Linked DNA regions of Homo sapiens: region 2 is linked to region 1. Evidence: chromatin contacts called from ENCODE Hi-C data. All regions are on one chromosome and are shown on one strand. The core of a region is the stretch at or near the end of the contact, and the rest is flanking DNA. Distances in the headings are between cores, read along the strand shown.

Evidence for each region. Hi-C counts contacts between places; a loop is a spot of excess contacts on that map. Pooled maps may share reads with other maps.
Region 2: a loop to region 1 is called in a map of CD8-positive, alpha-beta T cell, with 13 times the contacts of the local background. The contact joins the promoter of MTFP1 here to the promoter of TTC28-AS1 in region 1. A Hi-C loop is called at or near these places in 1 of 168 maps with a recorded cell type or tissue (CD8-positive, alpha-beta T cell), 1 of 37 single-sample maps with no recorded cell type and 5 of 50 pooled maps.

The regions. Positions count from the first base shown.
Region 1 is chr22:27,914,133-27,920,625 of GRCh38, reverse strand. It overlaps TTC28-AS1 (TTC28 antisense RNA 1), which reads right to left and starts at 1,250. Exons shown (of 5, transcript NR_026963.1): 1 at 1,081-1,250. PITPNB (phosphatidylinositol transfer protein beta) reads left to right here and starts at 1,370. Exons shown (of 12, transcript NM_012399.5): 1 at 1,370-1,454; 2 at 6,279-6,309. The coding sequence starts at 1,435. MIR3199-1 (microRNA 3199-1) reads left to right here and starts at 14; the gene lies at 14-101. MIR3199-2 (microRNA 3199-2) reads right to left here and starts at 100; the gene lies at 15-100. RefSeq lists enhancers at 850-1,029, 200-1,184, 1,185-2,170 and silencers at 1,340-1,409, 1,600-1,919.
Region 2 is chr22:30,423,925-30,431,150 of GRCh38, reverse strand. MTFP1 (mitochondrial fission process 1) reads right to left here and starts at 5,383. Exons shown (of 4, transcript NM_016498.5): 1 at 5,205-5,383; 2 at 4,307-4,434; 3 at 3,748-3,980; 4 at 2,097-2,689. The coding sequence starts at 5,271. The coding sequence ends at 2,617. SEC14L2 (SEC14 like lipid binding 2) reads right to left here. Exons shown (of 12, transcript NM_012429.5): 12 at 5,848-7,226. RefSeq lists enhancers at 4,004-4,564, 4,565-5,123 and a silencer at 6,741-6,850.

The DNA.
Region 1 (6,493 bases), core at 1-2,500:
ATAAGAGAAACTCGGTGACTCCAGGGACTGCCTTAGGAGAAAGTTTCTGGAAGTTCTGACATTCCAGAAACTTTCTCCTAAGGCAGTCCCTGGGAGTCACTGAGTCAGTCCATTTCCGTTATTTTTTTGGAGGCAGCCCTAACTCCACAGATGTATTCCACTATCAGATACACCAGATGTTTATACAAAAATGTTTTCGTGATATTTTAATCGTCTTAATAGCCTTTCAACAGGTTCTCATGGTTCTTAGAAGACAAATTCTTTACTATGGCCTAGTAATCCAGTTGGTCCCAGCTCATTTCCCACCCTCACTTAGGATGTTCTGGCCACATCTGCCCTCTAGCTGATCCTTGAACACCCTAGGCTTACTCCATCCTCGGGTCATATTTCCCTCCAACTGGAATGCCCCTCTCACATCCTAACAGGCTAGGCTCAAACACCGCCTCCTAAGACAGCCCTTGTCTTGAGTCCTCTGCTTCTCCCAGTACTCCACTGTATTCATAGCATAGCACTTCCCCACCACCCCAAATTCTCCCTGCTTTCTTTCCAAGTGAGTTGTCTCCTCTAGACTGTGAGCTTCTTGAGAACAGGGACTGTGTCTGCTTCTAGATGCATCCCCACTGCCTAGAACCGTGTCTGACACAGAGCAAGCCAGCGACCTCCGGGCTGCGGCTTTGAGGCCCACGGCGCTTTCGGTGTAACTGCGCGAACCAACTCCTGAACAGCCCGCTTTCCTGGGTCTCGAGGCCAAGGGCCTCTTTTCTCCCAGAGGGCCTCCGTCGGGAGTGCTGGCCGCTCATCCTGCCGAGTCACAGGTGAGGTTTAGGATTCTCCGCCGCGGTGGACCTCCACGAGACCGCGAAGCAGGTGAACGTCCTCCCGCGGAACCTGAGCTGCCAAGGGCTGGGGAGGGGAACAGAAGCTGGCGTCGGCTGCCTCCAGAACCTGTCAGGAGTCTTTTATGTGGACTATGGAGGTGAGGTGTCGGTCAAGGAGGTGGGCCCTGACTCGGAGCAGTGAGAGAGAGCAGAAAACCAGTCACCGCAAAACGGCTTCCAAAGAACCAACTGGAAAACTCACCGGAAAGCGTAGGCTGCCCAGACGCCCCGAGGGACCAAAGCTGAAGGGAGGAGCCCTCGTAAGCAGACAAGAGTGCGCGCGTCGAGCTTGCGCAGCCGCAGTAGAAGCCGCACGCTCTTCGGCAGGCTGCGCAACCGCAGTGGAGGCCTCGTGTGCCCGGGGTGGGGCACGAAACTGGGCGGAGCTAGGCCCCCTCGCGCGCTGACGCGACTGGTCGCGGCGGAAGGGTGTAAGCACGCAGGCGCGATGGTGGCTCGGGGGGGCAGGGAGGCGGGGCCGCGCAGGCGCTGTGAGAGGCGGTAGCGGCGGCGGCGGCGGTGGTATCGGCGGCAGCTGTGAGGGGGTTCCGGGAAGATGGTGCTGATCAAGGAATTGTGAGTGGGTCTGTGGGCGCGAGCGAGGCCGTGGGACGGCAGTGATGGGAGATTTGTTGATGGAGAAGTGGTAGGATATTCCTAAATCGGAGTCAGCCCTGTGTCAGCCCCTCCCTGCGGGCGCCCCCTCCCTCCCCCGGCCCCTTCGAAGCCCCTCAGCGAGTGCGCCCCTCGGCCCTCCAGGCATTGCCGTGGTAACACGCCCTCTCCCTTCCCCGGGGCGAAGGCGGCTGGGTCCCGGCCCGAGCGCATGGCTCGGGAAGGCGCGGCCGGGAGTTTCCGCTGGGACCCGCCTTCTCCCCAACCCCCCACCCCCAGGCTGGGTCTGGGCCCACCCCCAGGCCCGCCGGTGGGAAGGAGCCGCAGTCCGAGGGTGGGAGAGACACGTTGGTTCTGACTGTGATTTGTCGTCCGGGGTGGAGTCCCCTGGTAACCAGCGGGAGATGGGCTTGCCGGTTGAAGGCAGCCCTCGTGTCAGGACTCGCGGTGGGACGCTGGCGCCTTGAAGTTCGTGGTGGAGCCGGGATTCCGGAAAGCCTCCGCTCTCCTGGGCAGCTCCGCTGACTTGACGGGAGAGCCTTTTCTCTTTTTGGTTTCCGCATGTTTTAAGATGAGGTGACATCCCGGGCCCCACCTACTTTCTTAGAAGTTAACACGTGCTCTGTCAAATGGAGGGATTTCGAGGTGCATCCGACTGGCCAAGTGATTTTGTTGAAAAGTCACGGCTTTTCCTACTGGCAAGGACTGTAAACATTACGGAAATCTGCTTGCCTCTGAATGTTCGTCTGTCACAGCTGGTTCGTGTCGTCAGCATCCTTTGGGCAGCTAGGGAGGTCGAGTATGGCCCATTCGTTGGTTTTCAAATTCTTCATTTTAAATTCTTAGAAATATTTTTGGCTTAATTTAGCTTTTTTCAGACACCTTATTTTTAGTGTTCTTAAACCTCCTTTAAAAAGTCACTGATGCACTTCTCTGAGACTTAATACCTCCCAAAGACTCCCTGTCTCACCCAGAATAAAAGTCAAAGCCTCTGCAACAGCTACAAGGCTTTACACTTTTTTTTCCTGCCCTGATCTCATTTACTACCTTTTCCTTGCCCATTCCATCTTCGCAAGCTTCCTTGCTGTTCCTCTGCTACTCTAGAATAAGTTCAGTTCAAGACCTTTCCACCTGCTTTTGTTCCCTTTGCTTGAAGTGTTCTTCCCTTGGCACACTAACTCACCTTCTTCCAGGTCTTTGCTCAGACGTCACCTTCTCAGGGAATCCCTTTCTGAAGACCTAATTGTAGTTCCCACTATTTGGGGTGGTATTTGTCTTCCCTGCTTTATCGGTCTCCATAGTACTTATCACCATCCAACATGCCAATACAATTTATTATTATTATTTTTCTCCTACTAGTTGTGTTCTCTTTTTACATGTAAGGGCCATGAGTTTGTTTTGCTCACTCTCATATCCCCAGTTTTTAGAATAGTCCCTCGCATGTAATAGGTGCTCAGTAAATATTTGTTAATGAATTGATGAAAAATGATAACTTTGGTCAGTGACAGGGATTTTGAGAAGAGACATTTTGCCTTTTTTTGGTAGAGTGAAAATTCTCAATTAAAGCTTATTTATAGTACTGAATATTGGGTTTATATAAAACTTTTCTTCCAAGTCGTTTATACAGTGTATCAAACAAGTGTTCATTACTCTGACTTCTAGATGATGTGGGTAGATGGGTGGCAGACACTAAAACAAATGGAGAAAATAAGAAGGAAATTGACTTGGACCAAGTTACACAGCAAGTGAGTTGCAGAACTGATTTTAAATAGATCCAGTCATTTTTCTTTCATTGGAGTATTTCCTCCCTCCAAAAGTGTTACAGACACACAGTATTCAGTAGATCCCTTTGACAGTATGTGAGTAGTATGAAGCTAACTCTTGGAAAGCAGTTCCTATTGGGAATTTGCGCACTGTGCTTTTTGCAAACATTTGCTTTCATTATGAAGATTTAAATGTACCCAGATAATGAATGTTGACACGTGCCCAAAGTCTAATTATTTTTCCCAAAGAGTTATAAATTAAGTTTCTTGATGTTAACTCTTCATGTGTATCTCCCCTAGATTTTTTTTCCTCCTAGACTTTTTGAAGGTAGAAGCTGTTTCTTAAGTAATGTCGGTATCTAGCACAGCATCTAGGCCTAACATGCTCTAAAGAATTCAGTGTTGTTCAATGAAAAATTGATACTTCTTACTCTCAAGTCAACTTTCTAAAATTCTTGTTGGTTAGGAGCAATGAATAGCTTATTCCTATGTGAAGATATTGGTAACTAAAATACTTTGGCAAATGTTTGTTGTCTTATAAAATTCTTTTTTATTTTTATGTTTTTTTTTTGAGGCGGAGTCTCTGTTGCCCAGGCTGGAGTGCAGTGGCATGATCTCTGCTCACTGCAACCTCCGCCTCCCAGGTTCAAGCGATTTTCCTGCCTCAGCCTCCCAAGTAGCTGGGACTACAGGCGCACGCCACCATGACCGGCTAAATTTTTTGTATTTTTAGTAGAGACAGGGTTTCACCCTGCTGGCCAGGCTGGTCTGGAACTCATGACCTCAGGTGATCCGCCCACTAAGTGCTGGGATTACAGGTGTGAGTCACCGCACCTGGCCCTCTATTTATTTTTTTATAAGAATTAAAATGTTAGAAATGACTTTCGAGGTGGGCTGTTTCCCTTCAAGTTATTATTTAAGCAGTAGATGAAGTTACCATTAATGTAAAGTCCTGGTTTTAAAGAACTAGTTACTGATTCCATTTGGAAATTATTTTTATGAGGATTTTCAGACATTTGAACATTTTCAACTGGCACTGAAAGTTGAATACTGCTTTTAGAATAACAACAGAAAATCAAAGCCTGTATGTTCCTTTTCCCTTTTACTTGTTAAGCAAATCTTGAAGAAGTTACTTGACTCATTGTTCTGAATGTCTTAATCAGTCACTTTAATTTTTTGAAAGAATTTCCTTGAAAGTGTTCTTAAATAAAAATAGGGATCTTCCTGTTAGTGAGTGTAAAATTACTCAGCAGTGATTCTTTGGTTTTGTGAAACTTAAGGGAAGACTAACTCTTCTTTCTCTATCCCTTCCTTCCATTCCCTCTGCAGTCCATCATCTTGGTTCAGGCCTTTGTGACAGTTCTTGCCTAGCCTCCCAAAAGATAGCTTTCCCCACTTCTCCTGCTTGTCAGTGTTTTCAACCACCTGCAGATGACTTCTTCAGGTCAGCAGTAGTTGTCACTTACCTCTTGGACCAACCTTTTGGGATTCCTTATTGCCTGATGAATTTAATGGATTTCTTACCATAGTATTCCAGGTCCTGATAATCTGCTCCCAACCTATAGCTTTCTAGTCTTCCTCTCCCTCATTTTATGCTCTGGGACAGTGAGCAAGTTAGTGTATACTGAGAAGAGAAATGATTCGGAATTTTTAGGTATAGAAGGACTTACAAAAAGTTTATTCTTGATGGAGAGTAGAAATTAGTGACCATTGTGGATTTGAGAGTGTTCATTGTTTTTGAATCACCGTTACCAGAAAGACAAAGAGTGGCGAGTAACTCAGTAGTCAAAGGGGAGGGAGTAACAGACTTGTGCATGTTGGAGATTGAGGTAATGTGAACATTCAGACATAGATGTTTGAGGAGAGTAGGGAGAAAGGAGTAGATGGAAAGTGTAGCTGGAATGCAAACTAGATATAATCTGGGTTTTATTACTCTCTTCATACTTACGAATAAGAAAGACTATTAAAAAAGAATGCCTAGGCCAAAAAGATTGTCACTAATACAAACAATAAGCTAAATGACTCTTACTGCAAGAAAAAAAGAAAAAGAAATTATAAGCTGAAAAGAAATTGGAATGAGGAAAACTATTGAAAATTTTCCATAAAATGACAGATAAGATTAGGAAAGTATGAGAAGGATCGTATACCCCCATCCCACAAAAAAGGAAGTTGCTGTCTTGGAACCAACTATAATTATGAGACCATTGATATACAGGGATGTTCTTGGTTTTCAGGATTTATGGTGGAAATAAATTAAGGACTCTCCTTATAAAATCTAGAGATAAGATGCAATATTTTGATAAAACAATATACCATGATACTGTTTTGGATTTTATCTTTTAAGACTGCTTGCAATGGAGCTATAATGACATCTTTTTGGTATATACAATAAGAAACTCTTGGACAGGATGAAACACATGTCAACCTTATATTGTATATATGCTGGAAGGGATTATTATAAGGTTCAAGTAGTTTCCATAGTAAAATTTTTCTTACTAATTCTACACGACTCCTTATTTTTCTCTTAGTAAACTTGAGGAATAATTGAATAGTGGGGGAACAGTTTCTGGAAGCGTTTATTCAATGAGATTCAAGACACGTATTCTGTAAGAAGCATCATAAAAACAAAATGCACAGTATATAGGTGGAGAATGAAACCATACTAAAAATTTAGTCAGGGCAACCTGACCAGACAATCTGCAAATAATACGTTCTGTACCCTGCAATTTTCAATGTTGAGTTTTCTCTTTTTTCTTTACTCACAAGAATCTCTGCAGCTGCTGTTTGGGGTCCTGGGAACACTAAATGCAAATGATCATTGAGACCCAGGAATGATAGTTTTAGTTCCCCAATTATGGTGTAGGCATTGCAAAGACCCTCTTCCATAAATGACACCCTTGTATTTTTTTGATTTAAGAGACCTGTCTCTGTTATCATTGGATTTAAGGTAAAACCTCTTCAGAGATCTGTGTTTAAAGCTATTTCATATGTAATATATATATTTTTTCTTTTGTCTTTTTAGCCGTGTGGTTTTGCCATGTTCTGTTCAGGAGGTGAGTTTTTCTTGCTTCTGCATCATTTTATTGGTATATGTACTGTACTTTGATATGTTACTCTAAACTCACATTTTCGTAGTATTGATTTACCTTTTCATTCCACCTTATGTGACAAAATTAATTATATGAATGATAATTGCAAAGAATTGCAAAATGAATTAAATGAATGATAATGAATTTC
Region 2 (7,226 bases), core at 4,134-6,633, 2.5 Mb before region 1:
CTGTCTCCTGGCAATCCAGCCCAGGCTAGCTCAGGCGGAGAACCAGACTCAGCGAGAACATGGCCAGCAGAGGGTGCCCAAAAACCTCCCCCAGCATCCCCCACCTTCAATTAATTCCCTGCATCTCCAGAATGGAGCAGGGAGCTGGGCACAGTGACTCACGCTTGCAATCCCCGCATTTTGGGAGGCTAAGGTGGGCAGATCAGTTGAGGTCAGGAATTTAAGACCAGCCTGGCCAACATGGTGAAACCCCGTCTCTACTAAAAATACAAAAATTAGCTGGACATGGTGGCATGCACCTCTAGTCCCAGCTACTTGGGACACTGAGGCAGGAGAACTGCTTGAACCCGGGAGGCAGAGGTTGCAGTAAGACAAGTTTGTGCCACTGCACTCCAGCCTGGGTGACAGAGCGAGACTCAGTCTCAAAATGATAATAATAATAATAAATGGAGCAGGGTAAAATGTTGGGGGGTTGTGGAGATGGTGGTGTTTCCCCCTACAGACAGGATGTCCACCGACCTCATCCCTATCAGCCTGGCCTGGGAGTGCCTCAAAGCCCCTTCTGTGAGCACCTACTATGTGCCAGGCATCTGCAAACTTGCACCCCGGTATTTCCTCACAAGTTACCACCAACGGGGCAGTCAAGGGCAGAGGTGGCCCACAGTAAGGCATAGTAAGGGGCAACAACAGAAGGGGCACTGGAGCTGGTTCTGAAGGGTGCTCATAGCTGGCCAAGAGGAAAAGGATTTGCAGCTGAGGAACAGTGTGTTGTGAGGAAAGGCATAGAGGCACAGGAGGGCAGGTGATGGGGAGAAGGACAAGGCTGGGCGCTTAGGCCCATGAGCACAAAGCCTATATGTGGCCTGCACAGATCCCAGCTTGAGGGAGAGCCTGCAGAGTGGAAAGTGGAGAGTGAGTGAGCAAGGAATTGGTGGTAGATGCCAGGAGATGTCACAGGGATGCAGGTGTGAATGTACCCCGCATGGGGCTGTGACTGCCGGGGGAGAAGATGAGCTGGGAAAATGCTGGGCTGGAGAAGGATGTGAGTGCCAGCTCAGACAGGGAATGGGGGGTGGGGTCGGGGGCTAGAGAACAAGGCGGGGCTTAAAGCCTTTAAGGGAGCTGGGAGGGAGTGACAGGTGACTGGGCAGAGGCCATAGGGGCTTGGGAAGGGGACCTTGCCAGTGTGGGACAATAAGAGTAGCAGAGAAAGGCTCAGCCCACATCAGACTCATCCTGTAGCCATGGATACCCCCAGAGCAGCAGGGGCCACCACCCCGGAGCCCCCATCCTGTCTTGCTGGCAGCACCCCTACCCAGCCCTGCAGCCCCTTTAAGTCCCAGCCCAGGTGCAGGTGAGTCCCACCAGGACAGGGTCAGCCTACCTGACTGCACCTGGGCTGCAAGGGATGGGGCCAGGGTCTTGGTGGGAGCTGATTTGGTGCTTGGGGCAGGGCTGAGAGGGGCCCAGGTCTGCTTCAGCCCTGTGCTCCCACCTCTCTACCTCTCTGAGCTGTTGAGGGGGATGGCCCAGGATCAGAGGAATGGCCCCCTCTAGCACTCTCGAGCCCAGCAGCTCAGGGGAAGCCACAAGGAAAACAGGCCATTCCCTGATTCTGAGTGTAAGAAGCCCCCTGGTCACTTCCTTCTCCAGGCTGCCGAGTCCCCTCATGAGGAGGTCTCATGTGACCCTCATATGGGGCTGACACCACCATCTTGGCCACCTTCAGGCTCAGGTGGTATCTGCCCAACAGGCTCCCCTCCCAGAGGGGTTGGTGCTTTAGGAGGCTAGAAAAAGAGGGCAATGCCAGGCTGAGTGCAGTGGCTCATTCCTATAATCCCAGCAGTTTGGGATGCTGAGGTGGGAGGATTGCTTGAGCCCAGGCATTCAAGGCCAGCCTGGGCAACATAGGGAGACCCCCATCTCTATTAAAAGTAAGTAAGTAAAGGGTAATGCCTACCCCAAAGGAGGCTGGCAGCACCAACGTGGGATGCCAGGCACCTGCAGGGAAGCACTAATGGGCGGGGAGACTGCTACCCATCCCTCCTCCCCACCACCACATCCCTGCTCCTCCCAAACAGAAATGAAGACATAACAACCTCTTCAGGATTTATTGGGTCAGGGAAGGGCCTGGCCAGAGAATCTGTCCTGAGGTGTCCCTGGTACTGCACTCCTGAGTTTCTCCCTGAGTTGTCTGCCGCTCCTTGTTCAGCCATACCACCATGGGGTGACTCTGTCAAGCACCTGGGGGTCCTGGGTGCCCAGCTTGCCAAGTGATCTTGGGCCTATTCCTTGCCCTCCCTGAGCCTCAGTCTCTCATCCTCCATGGGAGGATGTAATTTTCCTGAAAAAGACAGGGCCGGGCCCACCCAGGGTCCACTTCCACTCAGCATCTTGGATTCCAGGGAAGCAGACAGCGTTCAGGTCCTGCCCTTCTGTGACTCCCTGCAGCCACTGCTTCTTGAAGCCTTTGTCTCTAAGCTTCTGTCCAGCTCAAACCCACCCAGGTGCCAGGGTCTTTGGACACCAGGGAGCCAGGTGTCCACATTCCCTGGCAGGAGTAGGAGGTTGACATGAAGCAGGAGGCCGATGCACAGGCCAGGTACCAGAGTATGATCAGGAGGAGCTGGGCTTCCCCACTGTTGGGTAGAGCTTGCGCAGGCTGGAGTCCAGGAGGAAATCCACCGACCTGTAGGGAGTGGAAGGGTGGTGAGCAGGTGACCAAGGGTGTTCATGAGGGAACAGAAGGCAGAAGGCCAGGGTTAGGGAAAGGGGCGCTTAGATGCAGGATACAAATGCCATCCAGCCAGAGACCCACCCTTATCCTGATCCTTCCACCTTGGGCTACCTGGGGAAGCTAGAATCAAACTCCCAGAATAGAAGCCATCCTCTTCTTTATTCAGGAGGAAACTGAGGTACTGGGTAAAAGACTTGCTCAGGGCCTCAGGGTCAGCTATCTTCTCCTGGAGAAAGACTGCTCCTCTCACTCTTACATTGGTCTGGTTGGGTTGAGCCCATATCTAGTTCTAAGACCAAGCACGTGACCCAAGCCTGGCCAATCAGCAAAGGGAAACTGGCTCATAGGGTGGGCATGCAGTCCAGAATGGACCAATGACACCCTTCCTTGGGATTTTTGTTGTTACTGTTTAAAAGCTTCTGCTGGGGGAGGCTAAGCTGGTGGGATAGAACTTGGGAGCTGCTAGGGCCATTTCTACTCCCACAAGGAGAAAGCAGGTGAAGCCAGCAAGAAATAGGGTGGGGTGGGGAGAAAGGCAGCAGGATGGGGAGACCCAGACCCCTAATGACATAATTTGGGTACCTAGATCTAGCCATGCCTGAATGCAACACAGCCCTGGACTTTTACTCCATTTTATTCAAATATTCAGTTTGAGTTAGGCTTCTGTCACCAATACCTCCCAAAATGCATCCCCTCTAGGGTGCACCTGCTCCTGCTTCTCTCTGGTTGTTTTGTAACACTAGACTTTCTTTCTGGGAATTTACTTGTCCTGTGTCCCATACCCTCAACGCACCCCTCTTCTTTTATTGCTAAAGTGCCTGCCATACCATATGACAAGGGTACAGGCTGTCCTTTCTAACCCAGGAGCCAAGTGCCAGCCTTGTCCCTGCTATTGCTCCAGCAAAGTGGGCATACCCCACACTTCACAGAGTCTAGCTCTACCTGGAGACTGGATGATCCACTCTCATCACTGGAGAGTGGATGATCCCTGAGGCCAAGAAGGTACCCACCTGTCAATGGGGTGGATAATGATGGGGATGGTCAACAGCCCAAGCGCGGTGGTGGTCCACTTGCGGACAGCCAGGGGCCAGCGGGTGGCAGTGCCCAGGACATAGAGAGAGGCAGCACACACGCGGTTGATGGTGAAGCCCGGAATGGCCACAGAGGCTAGAGCCTGCCATACAAAGGTGTCCACCACAGCCACAGTCACCCTGGCGCTGCGGCCTGCTTCAGGGCTGGGCACCTGGTGGGCGCAGAGACACTTAATCCAGCTGGGGCAGAGGCAGAAAATCCTGCGACAAGGGGCACGAGGCTAGACCGGGAGGGGCAAGTGGCCAGTGGACTTGTCCGCACCCAGGAGTGGGGTACAGTCTGCCACATCCAGTTCGGGGAGTGGGAGTGTGGGGGCAGGGGTACACTGTCCTACAAACAGGACTGTCTATGGACTGCACTAGGCAAGGTTGTAGGGACTGGAGTGTCCCACAGGGACTTTATCACATGCAAGGCTGTGGACTGAACCACACAAGAAGAGAGCTAGGGTTGGGGGTTGGAAAATAGGCTAACACTCACCTCTCCAGCCTTCTTGCCTTTGTCAATGGCATCCGCCAGCACGTAGGAGCTGGCCACGCCATAGCTCAGCCACACCACCGCCGCTGGCACAAGAGAGCGGAAAGCCTCGCCCACCTCATTGGCATAGCCTGGGGGAGGGAACATTTAATTCCTAGGCTCGCAACTGTTCCACGAGGGGGCGTTGGAGCAGGCTGGTTCTCATCCTAGCCAGCTAAGCAGTCCCTGGGTGACCTTAGGCAAGTGACTTGACCTCTCTGAGCCTCCCTTTCCGAGATGTAAACTGGTGCCATGATGCCCACCTCGGACTCGGGCCACTGAGGGCGGACTGAGCACTGAGTCACTGTTACCATTGCTTATTGGTTAGATTTCCTGGTCTTGGTCCCAGGAGTAACTGCACTAATGAGGTGACAGGCACCCAGAGGGGCAGAGTGATCGAGGGCAGCGCCACTGACCAGACGCTCGCCAAGTGCCAGGGCTTTCTGCGCTTTATCCCATTCCACCCTCGCAACCACCACCCAATGAGAGAGGCCCTCGTGTGTATCTCGTTTGTTTTTTGTTTTGTTTTTGTTTTTTTGCCGAGGAGGAAACTGAGGTTCAGACAGAGCCAGTGCGTGTCAGGACCGAAATGGGAGTGGAGATCCCGACTCCACAGCCAGCCAGAGCGCATGCCAGAGCGGGCAGCCCGCTCACCCCATGGGAGCTTCCGCCCTGGGCGACCCACCAGGGTAGTGTGACCTTGGGCAAGTCCCTAGCCCTGTCTGAGCCCAGTCTCCGGCCCAAAAGCAGAATGAGAACTAAGATCATCCCGCCTCCTCCAGGCCCCGGGCGGGCGTCCGGCGACCCCTGCTTCTCCAGCCCAGTGGTGGTGGGGTCGCCGCGCCCGTCGCCCCGCGCTCACCCAGGTATCGCACCCACGTGTCCCGGTAGAGATCGCGCTCTGCGCCCCGCGGCTGCGGCTCTGACATGACTCTCCCGCCACGGCCCCGGCCACTACAGCCGGTACTGGCTCCACTGCAGTCTCCGCCGCCGGCACTTGGGTCTGCCCGGCCGGGACCCGCCGAAAGTCCCGCGCCGAAGGACAGGTCAGGAAATCTCCGCCAGCAGGGAGCGTCTGCAAATTCCCCCCGCGCACCGAAGCCCCTCTCCCAGGCTCGGGTTTTACAGACTGGTTTTCGTCACGTTTTCTCTGAGCTGTTGGCGCTAATCGCTCCCAGGACTGAGTGTAGGTTTTGGAGCCAAAGAGACAGGGGATCAAGTTGGGGGATGCTACACTGCAAAGCTTGTGACCTCGGGCTTATCCAGCATCTCTTTATTCATTTGTAAAAACGAGGGAGGGACACAGGCTGGGCCCGTTGGCTCACGCCTGTGATCCCAGCACTTTGGGAGGCCGGAGGCGGGAAGATCTCTTGAGCCCAAGGGTTCGAGAACAGCCTGGACAACATAGCGAGACCTCGTCTCTACTAAAAAAAAAAAAAAAAAATTAATGTAATAAATAAAATGGGGAACACAATAGTGTCCACTCCCTAGGATGGTTCCGAGGATTAATTATAACAGTCACCATTTATTGAGTTTATTGCCAGTCTACATGTTCGCTAAAGGACTCTCCATGTCTTACACCTGAAACCCTCCCACCAGCCTGGGAGCCCGTTTTACAGGTGAGAAAATGGAGGCACAGAGAAGGTGGGTCATTTTCCCAGAACACACAGCTGCTAAGTGGTGAAGTTGTGATTTGAATCCAAACAGTGTGGATCCAGATCCCGTGCTCTTAATGCGAGCTCTAAATGAGGCTAGAGGAGTGAACGGTGAGCCCCTGGGAGGTAGGTGCCTGGACTCTGGAGTCCCTTCTCAGCAGTCGCCATGTATAACTAGGAAGCACTCGCATTTAACTGGATCAGTATGTCCCCAGACTGAGCTTCTTGGGGACAGGATGTTGGATGAATTAATTAACGAATGAATGAATCGGGCAAGGGAGACAGAGTTGGGGTTAGTGATTACAACAGGAGGAAGCCTTCCCCCGCTGGACCTCAGTTCACCCAGGTGAGCAATGTGTGCACTTCACTAAGTCTCTGTGACTCCTTGGCGGGTATAATTGAGCGGCGTTGGAGACAATCCTGGGTTCAAATCCTAGCTGTGCCGCCTACTGGCTGTTAGCCTCCCTGAGCCCCAGTTCCCACGTCTGCAAAAAAAATGAGAGTAGCCAACATTGACGAGCACTTACTTATACCAAGCTCTTAAGCGCTTTGCACGGCTTATTTCCTTTAATCTTTGCAACAACCCAAAGTGTAATAGTAAGCACAGGGTTTTTGCGTGATACCCGGTAGGCCTTATTAAGAATTAGCTCTTATTTTCATCAAAGGTAGAGAAAATGAGTAACTATTGAGGCCCCCGCTGGCTCCCTACGGAGGCCCCCGCTTTCAGCCCTAGGCGCCTCTGTCTTGTAGGGCTGTATAGGACAGTCCGGTCAGCAGTTACCTCAAGCTGAGCTGGGCTTGTAGGTTGGGGAGGGTGGTGGGTGGGAGAAAAGTTGATGGGGAACGCAGCGGTTCCCACCCCCTGAAACACCGGCAATGCTGGCGTGGAATTATTAGACAGTCCCTAAAACCACGTGATCGCTGCTCCTCCGCCTCCCTCTCATTCTGGGCCCAGTGCTAGCTCCGCAGGCGCTCGCCCGGACTCACACTTGGCTCGCACGGGCTACGCGGCACGTACTGAGCAGCTGGCGGGGCAGGGTCTCCGCCGTCACTGTGAAGGCCGTGGGGAGCATCCTTAGTGCCCTGATCAAAGATGGCGGAAGACAACCCACCAGCTGGACCAATCAGAAGGCAAGCTGGGCGTGGCCCCTTGGGAAAGCTCACGCTAGAGAGCCGAGGAGGATTTCTGCGCATGCGCCCTATCTATTGGCGTGAAACGGCTGCTGGGT